2 separate regions of the Homo sapiens genome follow, and region 1 is linked to region 2. The links are chromatin loops, found by intact Hi-C in ENCODE. Cell type or tissue: Calu3. All regions are shown on one strand.

The links. A loop is a pair of places that touch in the nucleus more often than their neighbours do. Peaks named below come from ENCODE experiments on the same cell type or tissue, not always from the same donor. Only the 100,000 strongest peaks of a DNase experiment are listed, where the experiment ranks them.
Region 1: it touches region 2 in a loop (4-fold over the local background); 14 of 110 quality-filtered maps call a loop at or near these places.

What each region holds. Positions count from the first base shown.
Region 1 is chr13:70,090,483-70,098,482 of GRCh38, reverse strand. All of the region lies in intron 1 of KLHL1 (kelch like family member 1), which reads left to right. It also overlaps the pseudogene LUC7L3P1. Among named protein-coding and RNA genes, the nearest start is that of KLHL1, 14 kb to the left of the region's middle. In Calu3, no CTCF peak of the experiment used is centred here; no DNase peak of the experiment used is centred here.
Region 2 is chr13:70,560,651-70,568,650 of GRCh38, reverse strand. No RefSeq gene overlaps it. Among named protein-coding and RNA genes, the nearest start is that of LINC00348, 450 kb to the left of the region's middle. In Calu3, no CTCF peak of the experiment used is centred here; no DNase peak of the experiment used is centred here.

The DNA of each region.
Region 1 (8,000 bases), 470 kb after region 2:
TAGTAAATTTCAATGACTTACTATCATGCATTAGTATAATGTAAAAGTATAGATTTAAAATGGTACTACCTGTGTTTCAAATAAATTTTTGCTGTTTTCAAAAGAATATACATGCAAATTACACAGGGAACATTTATGGAATCTAGATAATTAGCAAAAATAAAAGCAAAAATAGATGTGACACTCTTATAGCTTTTCTAAATTACTCTAAGTTTATGTCTACATGAAGAACATGAGGTCACCAAGTCAGCCTTACTTACCTCACCTGAATATTTATTGAGATAATCATAGAAGAGTATCTGAAAACACTTCGAGAGTTTAAAACATCATACCATAACAGTTGAGCTAGCAATGTCATAGTATGATCTATAATACCAGAGTTAATGAAACTAGATAGAAAATGCTTGCAGCATGTGACAAGCCTCCATTAGACAGAGCTTTATCTAGGCTTTAATATTTTCAAGTTTAGTTAGCTAGTAAATAGTTACATACAGCATCATTATTCTGACATGTAACCTTGCAACTAATATTATTTAATAATCTGACAATATTTTTCACAATGATACCTAGCCTATTAAAATTGAAAAAAAAAAAACAGAAAGGAAATCAAACACTAGGCCCTCTTTAAACTAATTCTCTGAATGTTTTTTGAATTTTTAAGTACAATTTTTGAAGAACAGTATCAGGGGAACTCTTCCGAGTTTTTACATCACCAACATGTTTGAAAGGCTAATTCCATCTTAAGGAGACCACCTTGCCTTATAGTTTGCAATTGTGATAGTAAAATACATATAGACTGTGAGACTTAAAGAAAAGCTTATTTCTGAACAGAACTAAAAAAGAAAATTTATGTCTGCTTATACTCTGAATAAAACTCAAGAAAGTATAGATTCTACATAAAGAGGTCCAAGATTACATTGCAGGCTGAGACGAAAAGGGGTGCTGGATGAGACACAACTAGACTATTCTTATTTAGCTAATTGTTGCTTAAATAATTCAAATTAAGTTTTACCTTCATTCAGATTAGGTGATGTTAGACAGCTGGTTCTTTTCTTTACTGTTTATTACAGAAGAGATTCTAAACTGAAAACCTGCTAAACACATATTTCTCCTACCTTGCACATGAAGACAAATTATACTGCTCAAAGAAAAGAAGTTTTCCTCTGCTTTGAGGATTTGTTTTTGTTGTTTCAGTTTTATTTATTTTAAAATCTATTCTTGATATAGCAAATGCCTTATAGGACTCACATTTGTAAGATTTTTCTTGTTAAGTACAAACTCTTGCCAACTCTCAAAATGGAATGGTTGCAAAATGTCATGTTAAGATTTTTACTAAAGATAGTGGGGGGAAGTTCTCAAAGTCCCATAATGTATGCTAATTACCCCAGAACTGAGCCATGATGTTGGATGTGCCTTTAAAGTTCCAACTCACTTAAGTATTTTTCCTCCAATAACCTCCTTTACATTGGATCATGGATTCATTTTACACCGCATTTGGAGCAGAATCTAATCTAGCTTCAAATCACCTTAGAGTCAGCTATGAGCTGTGGAATCTAGATTATACTCTTGATGTTCTTTCTAGGAGCCTTCTGTTGGCGATTTCTTCCTTTTTTCTTGCTACTATCTTTTGCTGAGAAGATTCCCTCTATGCTTTCCCTGCAATAGGAGGTAGCCAGCCATGTTGTGATTTCTCTCCTTTAAGACTATCTGGAAACAATCACAGAATAGTGTCATATTTTTAAGGGATATTACTTCTGGCAGCAAAAAGAAAAAAAGAGAAAATGACATGATATTTTTGAAAAGTCAAAAATTGCTAAGATTTCTTTAAAAAAAAAACAGCTAACTTTATAAAATATTCCTGACAAGCTCAAAGAACTCGATAGGAAAAAATAAAAGACAAGTAAAACAAACTTCTGCTGCCAGAAGTAATATTAATAATCAAATTAATCTAACTTAAAATGGGCAAAGATATCAATAGACATTTTCAAAAGAAGACATACAAGTGGCCAAAAGGTATATGTAAAAATGCTCACCATCATTAATCATCAGAGAAATATAAATCAAAGCTATAATGAGATATAATCTCACCCCAGTTAAAGTGACATTTATTAAAGAGACAGGAAATAGGGGATGCTGGTGAGGATGCAGAGAAAGGGGAGCCCTCATATGCTGTTTGTGGGAATGTAAATTAGTACAACCACTTTGAAGAACAGTATGGAGGTTCCTCAGAAAACTAAAAATAGAACTACCATATAATCCAGCAATCCCTCTACTGGGTATATATCCAAAAGGAAGGAAAGCAGTTTATTGTAGAAACATCTGCTCTCCTGTGTTTATTGCAGCACAATTAACAATAGCTAAAATATGGAATCACCCTAAGTGTTGATCACTGGACAAATGGATAAAAAATATGGTACATATATGCAATAAAGCATTATTTGGTTATAAAAACGAATGAAATCATGTTAATTGCAACAACATGGGTGGAACTGGATGGCCTTATGTTAGGTGAAATAAGCCAGACACAGAAAGACAAATATTGTTTGTTCTCACTCATATCTGGGAACTAAAAAAAAATGAACTCATGGAGATAGAGTGTATAATGATGGTTACCAGCATCTGGAAAGAGTATTAGCGAGTGTGGTGGGGGGGGTGGAGGGAGAAGGGACAGTTATTCAATACAAAAATACAGTTAGATAGAAGGAATAAGATGCTGTGTTAAATAGCACAATGGGATGACTATAGTTAACAATAATTTATTGTCCTCTCAAAATAACTAAAAGAGTGGAATTGGAATGTTTCTAACACAAATAAATGATAAATGCTTAATGTAATGAATATCTCAATTACCCTGATTTGATCATTACATATTATATGCTTGTATTAAAGTATCATATGTACCTCATAAATATGTACAACTGTCATGTATCCATAACAATTTAAAATTAAAAACTTAAATATTCTTGCCAGACTGACTTCATGGGCAAGCAATTGGCCCAGTCTCACTGCCAGGGACATAGATGAATCCCAGACTTAGTTTAATCCTCTAGTGTGTCATTTTTGAAACTCTTAATGACATTAAATAAGATTCCATGTAATTTTATTTTCCAATAGGTTCCACAATTATGTAGTCAATTCCTGATAGTCCTAAGGATCTAAATAGAACAATCTCTCTCTTTCTTGCATATCATTATATTTCCTCTTGAAAACTCTGCCAATCACTGTAAAACATTTTATTCTGGAAGTGGTGCAAAAGCCTCTTTTATAGAGGGTCTCAAAATCCCATGCCTTTCCCAAATTTCACTTAGATCTATAACCGATACCATTCATTATGCTGGGTAGATCAATGACTGAAGCAATACCCAGTATTTGGAGCAGAAATTGTGCTTTCAATCACTCTTCAGACTGTATAAATCAATTCTACGTTGGAGGAGCTACAACAGTAGCTGTAAAAAGAGAGATACCCAGGCTCAGACATAAGGAAGAAACTACTTTTTGGTAGCAATGGGGACTGGGTATAGAAGATAGCCATTGGTATTTATTCTACTGGCTACTTTCTCACTTCTCTTGTCATTAATTTCCTTCACTAGCTTAGGTTTTAGGCAAGTTGAAAGACAGGGATGATTCTTATCCTATCTGGAGAGGATGAGAGGAAACACAGGTAGTTAGAAAAAGGCTGATAGTGATGGAATTGCAATGGAGTGGCAGTGGAAGATGTGATGGGTATCAATAGAATGTCTTAGAAACACTTGGCCGGCTAAGGAAGCCACATTGAAATTGCCACAAAAGCATTGAAGTTCCGTAATCTTCTCCTAAGTAAATCAAAGCCCATCCAAAGTAAAATGGCTCCTCTTGCTTTACTTGGAGGTATGCAATGTGGTGGTTTACAGATTAATTCTGTGCTCTTCTAAGTATAATCTACCCAAAAGCTTACCAACTTGAAAGAATAGGAATTTTTTATTTTAGTCTACGTGAGACTACATAATTTTATGAGACACACTTTTTGCTTTTTCCCAAGCAGCTTTCCTTTTCAAAATTCAATCCAGTCATCAATGATTGAGCCAATATATTCATATATATATATATATAAAGATGATTGCATTGTATTTGTTTCATGTGAATTTTATTTTTTAATTTTAATTTTTATCTTGTTTCTGAGAGTTGGGTTCTCACTCTGTCATGCAGCTGGAGTGCAGTGGTGTGATCCTAGCTCACTGCAGCCTCGAACTCCTGAGCTCAAGTTATCCGCCCACCTCAGCCGAGTAGCTGCGACTACAGGTGCATGCTGCCACATCTGGCTTACATAAAGTTTAGATGTTTCTGGATGCTTTAAGACTAACTCTTCACCTCTGATAAGAGGGTACTTTTCACATAATATCTTGTTTGAAGAATCTAACTTTCTTGTGTTAAAAAGAACTACTGGTAAGTTAAAGCAATCTTAGTTTTCATGATTGGTTAAATTAAACATAGCCCTTTACCGTATACTACTCTTAGTAAATATATAATTTCATAAATATATATTATCCTAAAATGATATCATCATGAAATTCTTACTTGGTTAATTATTCAAACAAGTTAATTAACTTTATATGCATATGATCTTGATAAAGTGTATAATAAGACAGTTCACAGTAAAACTGCAGTTCTAATTGCCAAATGGATTTAAAACTAAGGTTCATACTCCATTTCTCAATCTCCTGGAGATGAGCTATCCATCTGTGGCACAGGTCTTTACATATGATGTAGTTGGTTCAAAATACCATGAGAAAACAAAGTCATAAAATACTTTGTCAAAACAAATGTCAAATACAAACAAATTTAGAGAAAAAAATTATTTGCCAAATTAAGTAATATCCCCCCTTATACACAATTTATGTGTCAAAATATTTCTATAAATATATTTTTCTTATGATTAGGAAGATATTTCAAGACATCAAGAGAAAGATAATGGAAAAATAGAATATGATATTTTTTCTTTAAAGTGCTTAGGAATTACATAGATTTTGTTACTACTATTACTATTAAAAATGTATTACTCTTTTATTACTATTTTATTACTACTATTTATTTTCTCTATCTCTAACTAAGAGTCTTTGGTTACCTAAAAGTACTTCAGAGATGCCCCATCTGGTTTGGTCTTTGAAGGTATGTATCAGAGGAGGTACGAAAACTTGCAGATGGGCATCTTGGAGAAAGACAAAGTCCACTCCACTATGATGATGGGTTCTTGATTTTCCTATTTCCCTCACTTCATCTTGCCTTTATTGCCTTCCCCTTTTCTCTCTTCCCTTGTCCTCAAATCGTATTTTCACCTCTTCTAAGATATTCAATTCTAGACAATCACATAATTACATAATAGCGCATCATATAGCTTATTTTCATGTTTTAAGGTTAAATAATTATAAATGCTGAAATAAAAGTGGAAGTCATTAATGTTATTCAATGTCTTTAAAAATAAAATCATAATTTATTATTTAAAATTAAATTTTGTTTAAAATTTATTTATACATTTTGGATATAAAGTTTCATAAGTATTATTCTACATTAAAAATTATCCTGTGATGATGCAATTATTTCATGGCTGCGCTGTTCAATACTGTAGATTCTAGCTGTGAGTGATCATCAAGCACTGAAAGCGTGGCTACTCCTCTATTTGTTTAATTTTAAATATTCTAAATATAAATGAAAACAACCACATGTAGACAGTTGCAACCATGTTTCACAATCACACTCCTATACTGTAAAACATGAGCAATTTCTCTTTGTTTTTAGTATAACATCATGATCAAATTAAGAAAGTAATAACTTAGCTCATAAAACTAATTACAGGTATGAATGTAAAGTTTTATATGTATATATAATCCATTGAATGCTTTACATTCTACGAATCATTATAATATCAAGTGCTATTTTTCATTAATTAAACTTTGTATCTAATAATATAAAAGCTGTGTGCTATAAAGTATAAGCAAAAATATTACTTTTGTTGTGAAATACATGCTTTTAACTTTATTGCTATACCTAAGCAAAGACGACAGAGTTTAATATATTATTTTAAAGAGAGAGTAAGGCTTTGGAAACACATAGAGTAGTGAATCAAACGTTCTAAATGGAGTAAGCAACATGAACAAAGTCATATAGGTAGAATTCAGCGTAGAAGAGATGAGTGATAGCTGACAATAAAAATAGTAGTTTTGGGTGGTACAATAGTTTAGAAAGTTGTATTCATTTTTTATTGCTACATACCCAGTTACTATAAAATTTGTGGCTTAAATCAACAAACACATTATTTCTGTTTCCATGAGCAAGGAGTTGTGTCCTCTGCTCAATTGCATAGGCTGAAATCAAGGTGCCAGCTGGTTTATTTCTCATCTGGTGGAAACTACTTCTAGTCTCACTCAGATTATTGACAAAATTCATTTCCTTGGTGGCTGTATGACTGAAGGTCTGGCTTCTTATTGGCTGTCACCTGGAAGCTGGATTTAGAGACACCAGAAATATATGGGTAGATGTTCCCCACTACACCCTGCTGCCAGGCAGAAGATAAGAGGATTCTTCTCTAGAGGAAGGGAACAGTTGCAAAAAATTTATCTACACATCCATGTGAAAAATTTCAGAATGAAAGTCTATGAAAACTGAAGAGTTTTAATTTTTATGAAAGTTAGCTCTAAGGTAGTTTAGGCGGCACCTACAGAGCTTACTTGTAGAAGTAGAATGTAGAATTAAACTCAGCCATTATTTCAAATCCAGCAGTCTCCTGGAACTGGTGGTCCAAAAGACAAAATAAATAAAAATGAAAAAGGTTCTAACATGTAAAATTGATGTACTCCTGCAGCAGATTGATGAATTAGGATTTGAAGGAAAGGTAGAAGAAGGCCAGGGAATGATTAAATTAGTTGGACTGTTGAGAGAGTGAATTTTAGATCCACAAACTTCACAATTGAAAATTTTGCTGCCCAAGAGAAATAAATGAAAATTTGTGATGTGGATGGACTCTTTTAGAGAGTAGGAGATGGCCGGTCCCAGGTAGATGACTATTTGCTGAGAGAACAACACATGAGTTATGTAGAATTAAAGCTACTGGTGAAGAAACAAAAGTTAAGAAAAACAGTCGAAAAGACTGATCATAAGAAGAATTGTAAAAAGAAGGAACAAGTTGAAAGAGAAAAAAGAGTTGGAGGAAGGGAAGAAAGATAAAAAGAAAGGGTTCAAGATAGAGAAAGAAGACATTGACAAAGTAGGTACACAATCCAAACTTGTGAGTGAAGACGAACCAGCTCCCAAAACCCCAAAAGATCACAAGATAGAGGAAAAAAGCTGAAGCAGAAGTAGAGATGAATAAGGGAGAAGGATGATAGAAAACAGAATACTCCTATTCAGGATCAAAGAAGATAAAAAAGCTGAGGTTGAGAGTCATAAGCACGGGAATAAAACTTGGATCAGAGAATAAGATAGAAAATCCAAGTAAAAATAAAAGGTGATCTGATGACAGAAAGAGAGAGAAAGGAAGAAGTAATGTGAAGTCCAGCAGTCAAGGAGAGGACTGTGATTACACATAACACCAAAGTTCATGATATTATATTTCATAGATGTGTTTTTCCATCATATTATTTTTAATTTCTATAGCTATGGTTTACTAAATTTAATAGAAAGTTGTCACAAGCTACAGTCGAAAGTTGTATTTCTACCTTAACCTTGATATTCCATTTATTCAACATGGATGTTTCCCAGTAATCTGCTTGGTTTGCTTAAGTTGTAGTTATGTGATTGCTTTATAATACTATCCATGGTGCAGTTCTGACTTGGGAGAAAATAGAAAGTTTCAGATCTTCTTTCTGTGCCTTGCATAAAGACCTTTCTGACTTCTTCTCCCTATATCATCGTGAGAAAAGGATTATAGCCAGCTTTAAATTGTGTGCCTCACATCTGTCAAAGAAAGCAAGAGAAAGAGCAGAGGATAATGACCTGTCAATCAATAATACTCTTAACTTCTCTGTTTT
Region 2 (8,000 bases):
AATTCTTTACTAATACAGCTTTATTCTGTGCATAGGACTGAGGCTATTGGGACCTGAGGGTTGCTAGGATTATAAAACAGTAAATAATAGAAGAAATAATTCTCACCCATCTAAATTTAAGAAAATGAAACAAACTCTCAGGAAGATTAAAAGGTTAGGGAAACATTTGTTAAATTTCTTATTTTCAAATAATTGTAGAAAAATATATAATACATTTTTCTATATGTAAATACTATATTTACATATTCTATATATTCTTTATACTATGTACATGTATAATGTACATGTATTATATTGTACCATGTATAATACAATTATTCATAAAATGAAAGAAAAACATCTGCTGTGTGAAACCTACTACTTCAGCATGTACATGATAAGAAGTTTGGAATTCTTTTAATGTTCTATTATTGTTTCAATATCCAACACCACAAAAATATTGGAGTCTTACTTTCAAAGAATATGATTGACCTTGTGGCATTTTCGTATTGCACACAACACACAAGTGTGGCTTTGTAGGTACACAGGCAAGACACGCTATGGAAAAGAAAGTAAGAGTCAGGCTAACTTTTCCTGGTAGAACATTGTCAACGCTAAAAATGAATTTCATATTTTTTAACTCTTCCACTCTCTTTGAATTATTTCTCAATTTGACACATGACCTAAAATTCGTAATCCATTAGCTCCACATTAATTTTAATTGTTTCACAGATATGTTCATACAGAATTTTAAATGTTTGAAATTCTTGTGTAATGTGAAATCTAATCTTAATGAGAGGTATTTTTTCATTTGCCAGTAAAAATTCCTTAAAATGTTTATTTATATTATTTTCAAGAATAAAATAAAATGTATAACAAAAAATCTTTTTTGTTATTTTAGGATTCCTAATACATTCTAGAGTAAAGGATTATTTTTATTCCTTTGCTCGTCTATTAAATACTTTAATAGAATAGCATCTTTAGCATTTTCATCATGGATTTTAATTTTTTTCATCTTTTCCATAGACAAGCATATTCACAAACCTAACCACTTCAGCCAAAGGTCAACTAAAATAAAAGTTGTGGCATGATGTGATTAAAAATTAGGATTATTTTGAGGGTTTAGCAGTATATGATTCAACAAATAAAAATAATTTATATATTTGTGTGACTCTCCTGATAAATATTGTGCTTGAATTTTAATAAGAATGTGTCTAAATTTATTTTATCTCAAATTAACAAGTGAAAAAAACATGCTTTTATCATTAATAGACATTGTTCTTCATTTCTGAAGAAACCTTCAGGAAAGCAATGTATATTAAAATATAATATTACATTTTAAATGTTTTTGTTTTGGTAGCTCGCTCACTGAGGGCTTGGCAGAAATATTGCACACAATGATCAAGTTAAAATGAGATGGGTTTTGATTAAGTTAGTTTTTATTGCGTAAATGTGGAATAAAAGTAACTAAAACTTGGCAATATTAATCATATATAATTCTTATTTTATTTTCCTTTATTCTATTTTGGCATTCTTCTGTCACTACCTTCAGATACTTTCAAGACAGCACAAAGTTTATTTCAGTTTCTGCAGTAATGCCCTGTGGCCATTTCAAAACTTGAATGAGTGGCCTAAAGTTCAAACCATTGGGCTTACTTAAGTTCATTTTTAAATATATGTATTTAAAAAATGTAATCGTTATTATTCCTCTCTGTTCTCTAAAATATTACCTAGGGAAAAAACTAAGTCTGTATATCTGCTGGGCAGCAATCAGCTTAGAGCTGAGCGGTGGCTGAGCTATTTAGACTGAGTGTGTATGTCCAGTTCCTCAAAGTTTGTATAATTACCTATTGGATTCCTAAAAAAAATGATCTTAAATGTCAGTTATCATTAATTACCACATAGTGCTGTTGTGCTTTACTATAATTGTGCAATCTTTTTCTGTCCTTGTGTCTCTCTCAAAGATGAAAAATAAAAGTAGATCAAGAAAAGTGGCAAGAAAAACGAGAGAAAGTGTACAAATTGTTATGAGTGAGCATTCTTTTTTTGCATTGTTAATAACTCTTAAGCTCCTGTAGAAACAGAAATTTGTTATTCTTATTTAAAACCTGTCCGAAATAATTCCATGCCTTAAAATTTACCTGTTACAAGAAAAGTTGTATGGCTACATTTTCATATTCAAAAAATACAATGTAACAAATAGTTCCTAAATTGTTGCTGGATAACTCAGGCATTACCAGAATACATCTCTATACCTATAGGAATTCTTGGATTCTCCATAGATAGCTCTATTTTTTCTTTGTTATTTCAGGTAACATAACATTCTTTTAAGCAGTAGCTTTTTGGAATAGATTGTGGTCAGCTTTCTATAGGTACAACTATAATGGAAGTTTTCATATAAAGAGCAGGCAGATGAGCTTCGTTGTTAAAAAAATGATGCTTTCTTATTGCATTCAAGATATTCCAAGCAATTTTGAATTAAAAAAACAGGATTCTTTATCTCAGTTTATCACTTCAGATTTTCAAAAACTACCTCCCTTAAGCATTCTGAGCTTTAGCCACAGAAAATTACTAAATAATCCTGTCATGTCATATTCATATATGACCTCCAATAATTTTTTTTCTCTCATTCTTGAAATCAGGAACACTTCTGAAGTTCCATCAATTTTTCAAAATCTTGTTCAATGGTTATATATTCTCAAAAGTTGTTGGCCCGTATCTTCCAAAAATCATTTATTTTCATAATATTTTCTCCCTAATTATAATTATAAAACTTTTTGCAATATACTTATTAAAATATCAATTACACATTTAATTTGTAATTTCATAGCACTGAATACAATATATGGCACATAGTAGGGTTTAATAAACTTGTGCCTTATTGAAAGAATACAAAGATACAAAATTTAAATATCAAAGTAGATGTGAAAAAGAGAAGAGGTTAATTGTATATGTTAAATCCAAGTTCTCAAATTTTCTGCTCCTGTTGGAGGTACAGACTCTGGAGTCTAACTGCCTGGGTGTAAATATTGATCACTTTGTAGCTGTATTCTCCAAGTCAGGTTTCTTAACACTTATGTTTTTTTCCTTCATTGTCGAAATGAGGATGGCAATAGTTTTTATTTTAGGATTATAATCAGGGTTAAAGAAGACAATATATACAAGGGCTTAGAATAATGCCTAGCAATAATGCATACTCCAGAAGTATTTACTATAATTAATATTATTGTGCTGAGACCAGCTAGGTTGGGGGGATCCTAACTCAGCAGCGATAGAGGAATTAAAGACACACACACACAGAAATATAGAGGTGTAAAGTGGAAAATCAGGGGTCTCACAGCCCTCAGAGCTGAGAGCTCTGAACAGAGATTTACCTACACATGTATTAACAGCAAACCAGTCATTAGCATTGTTTCTATAGATATTAAATTAACTAAAAGTATCCCTTAAGGGAAACGAAGGGATGAGCTGAATTAAAGAAATAGGTTGGGCTAATTAACTGCAGCAGGAACATGCCGTTAAGGCATAAATCGCTTATGCTATTGTTTGTGGCTTAAGAATGCCTTTAAGTGGTTTCCGCCCTGGGCGGGCCAGGTGTTCCTTGCCTTCTTTCCCGTAAACCCACAACCTTCCAGCATGGGCATTAGGGCCATTATGAACATGTCACAGTGCTGCAGAGATTTTATTTATGGCCAGTCTTGGGGCCAGTTTATGGCCAGATTTTGGGGGGCTTGCTCACAACATTATTGAAAAGTCTACATTTTGAAGCACTAAACATTTTTTTTCTGACCACTTTAAATCTTAGTGCAGACATTTAAAAATATGGTTTCATGAGTGGTCTGGTACAAAAAAGGGATATTTAAAAAGTAATAAAAGAATCATGAAATAATACTCAATAATAAAAATGAACAAGCTATTATTCAGGCAACAACTTGGTTGAATTTTTAAAAAATTGTGCTGAGTGAAAAAAGCCAGTCTTAATAGATTGAATACAGTATTATTCCATTCATGATAATATTATAGTAATGGAGAATAGATCAGTGGTTATTAGGCTTAAGGAAGTGGGTGGGATGGGGAATGTTTATAAAAGGGCAGAATGTGGATCCTCCTGGTGACAGAACAGTTCTGTATATCGAATGTGGTGTTGGCTACACATACATGAACCTAAACTTGATAAAAATGCACAGAACTAAATGTACACACACACACGCATGCTATTCATAATGAGAACAGCTTAGAGAAGCAAATTGGAAAATGATACAAATGTAATCAGAGATGTCCTTACAATGACTGTGCAGATATCAACTATATGAATGAAAAGAATGCTAACTTCAGCAAAAACTTGGAAAGATTCTGTGGGAAATATACTGAAATTTAAGAAATCTTGCAAAGGGAAACAGCTGTCTGATCTGCTTGAGGAATTACCTTGACTGCCAAATTGTACCGGGAAACCTGACTCTGTCTATACCTTTCTACTTGGAAACAAGTGCTCAGTGAATATCTGTGCATTTCATGCTAATATATTTCTTATTCACTTGTTTTAGAAAATGCCATGTCATGTATTTCTGTGGATAAAGAGAAGACATAAAAATAAGTACAAGTAAGGCTTGGGAAATCTTAAAAAGTTTGGCTGCTTGAATCAATACCAACATCCTGGTTGTAATATTATACTAAGTTTTGCAAGATGTTATCTTTAACAGAAACTGGGTAAAGCATACATGAGTTCACTCTGTATATTAATTTTATATCTGCATGTGAATCTATAATGATCACAAAATGTAACATTTAATTAAAATTTATTAAGGATCAGGCTCATGATTTGTTCCAAAATATTTCAGTAATACCTAAGCATCTATTTCTATTTAGGGATTAAATTAGGTAGTTATATGTACTATAAAAGAGTAGGATCAAAACATTGATCTTGTTACCATCTCCTTTTGCTTTTGTTGCATTTCGTGAACAATAAAGAACAGAAAAAAGTAAACTTAATGGTATTTATATATTTCATACAAGCTGTTATTAAATAAGCAGTCCATATTTATTATAATATTAATTAATTCAAATCTGAAATGATAGTCTTTTCTTGATGGTTATCTAGCTGATTAATTCTTTTCACATGTACTTTCATATAAGAAATCCTCATCTTTGAAGATTAAGTATTTTCCCCACCTTTCACATTTGAGGTAAGGAATATCTAACAAAACCTAATGCCAGGCAATCTCTGGGTAGTACAGACCAGACAATTATTAACAATTTAGATAAAACAAAAGATTTTTCTAGAAAAGGAGTGATTTAATATTAACATTGTTTGAAACTGCTGATTAATTCTTTTTACATGTACTTTCATATAAAAAATCCTCATCTTTGAAGATTAAATGTTTTCCCCACCTTTCACATTTGAGGTAAGGAACATCTAACAAAACCTAATGCCAGGCAATCTCTGGGTAATACAGACCAGACAATTATTAACAATTTAGAAAAACAAAAGATTTTTCTGGAAAAGGAGTGATTTATTACTAACATTGCTTGAAACTACCAAGCCATAGTGATAATACAAAGCAGTCTAGCTTTTAGATGATTTGATTGCTATTTTTAAACTCCGGATGGATAATGGAATAAATACCCTCCCCCCAACACCCCTTGTTCACTATCTACCCTTTCTCACCCCTCATTAGGCCTCGGTCCTTAATAATGTTTCTCACTTCCTTCCCTGCCCTTAGCATGATACATGAATCCTAGATCAAAACAGAAATCCTATCTGTCCTAGAGTCAGCCCAATCATATTGTAGAATTCAGAAAAGGCATAAAAAATCTAGCAACTTCCTGGGATATGTCAGAAGAGGCAACTGAAGGAGATGGCCATGGAAAGAAAAGAGAAGAATATAAAGAGCTAAATAAAAAGATGTTAAAAGTTATCTGTTAAAGTAATAAGATCACAGGCCATTTTATCTGCACCAATCAGAAGGTTGCTAGCCTTAGATTTTTGAGTATTACATAGTATTTTTCATACTGGATTTGGGGAGGTTAAATGACACACCTGAATTCATATTGGATTTCATATTGAATGAATTGCAGACCAAAAACTTAGACTCAAGTCACTTGTTGACTCATTGACACACAGCATATTTAGTGCATAGAACTTGCACCTCATCAATAAATAAATACTATCTTAAAGTTTCATATAGTCTACACATGATACAACAGAATCAGAAAAATCAGGGAAAAAAACACTTATCTTTATGAATTAATATATTTTACTATTGTTTTGGTTACTTTTACAAGCACGTGCTATCAATAACTGGAGAAAGGAAAGCCTGCCTACCTTTTTTGTTCCTAATCTTATTATATAGCACACCAAGTCAAGGCCCATTACCTTCCTTGGCGTGCAGTAGATTATCTTCTAAGCAAACTCACACTTGGACTTTTTACCCTTTGACTTCCTGTCTCTCACTGATCTGGGTACCATACCAGAGGCTTTCCTATAAAAAACGGTTTAGGATTTTAAGATCCATAGTGACATAAATTAAATGAGAGCTGTCTCTGTGGAACAGTAAAACAAAAGCCATTTAACTCTTAGATTTGCTGACCTTTTGATCCTGCATTTGCAAAGAAAGTACTACTGGATCAGGGTCTTGGCTTCTAAGAAGCCATTGAAATGGGCCCAGTAAAGTTTTTAATATTTTATTAGAACATTTTGCTACCTATTGTTTGTATACATCTCTCAAAGGGTGAGAATTTGCTTATGAGTGATTTTTAGAAGTGTGTATATAAAAATGTTTTTTCTAGCTTTAGTTTTCTTCAAAGTGGTTAATTTTCCCTTGGGCTTGATGATGGTACATTAAGTTCTACTTGCAAGAGGAAAGGTGTTTGTATACTTAGATGGAGACAATATTACTGACATTAAATAAAATTCCAAGAAGAAGCTGACTTACCTTTATTGATATAAAATATTAAAGCATTTATTCTCAAGCATTAAATTTGAAACAAGATCACAGGATTCCAGGTAAGGTCACTTGAGGTTGATTTGTTTTAGAAAAATGTGTGGTAAAGAAAAGCATCTTGAGATAGCCTGCCCCCATGATCAATTTTTTGTCATTAAAACAAGTGTTTTCAGAGTCTTCTCTTGGTATTTTTATAAGAATGTGGCCAGAACTGACAAATAGAATAAAACCTTAATGTAAAATTTTATGAATAATTTTTAAAGAAAAATATGTATACCAATGTGTTAAAAAACATTTTAAATATAAAATTGCAAACACCATGAAAGCAAATTAAACTTTTGTAAGGTCATTTGATGTCATTGTCTACCGTGATTGAATGGCCATACCCCTAGCTCAGATAACCAACTTAAAAAATTTCATGAAAGGTGTATGTTTCTGCAAGACAATGCTAGATTTTCTAATCATTTTTTTCTAGATCCATTATTTCTCTCCCAAAGTGACATATATTACCTAATGCATATGTCCTAAAGTGACATATATTACCTAATACTAAATACTAATCTTCAGTGCAACAATACAAACTAGAGCAGGTGTATAGCTCCATGTAACAAAATAAATTATTAATGTAGTCAAATTCAGAAAGGCTCATTTGATTTATAGATAGATCTAAGAGAGATAATTGCATATGCTTTTGTTTTGTTCTATTTTCTCCCAAATTGAACACTCTGCTGTTCTGTAAACATTTAATAAACATTTAATATAATCCAATATTAAAGATGGCAATTTTAAGAAAAAAAACCTGGTAAATTTTTCCAATTTTTCTCATTGCTTGTGTTGTGCTATTTTTCAGTAAATATATTGAAATCACATGATTATTGCTGACACTATTCAATTAATTTAGCATATGTAACACAAACACAATTGTTTCCTATGTTGATCTTCATTTGTTCTTCAATTTACTCTTCCATTAATTCATTCAGCAGCTATATCTTGGGTAATTTCTGTGATTCACAACTAGTGCCAAACACTGTTGAAACACAACAAAGTATATGCTGTTAGAGTCTCTTTTTTTCAGGAGCT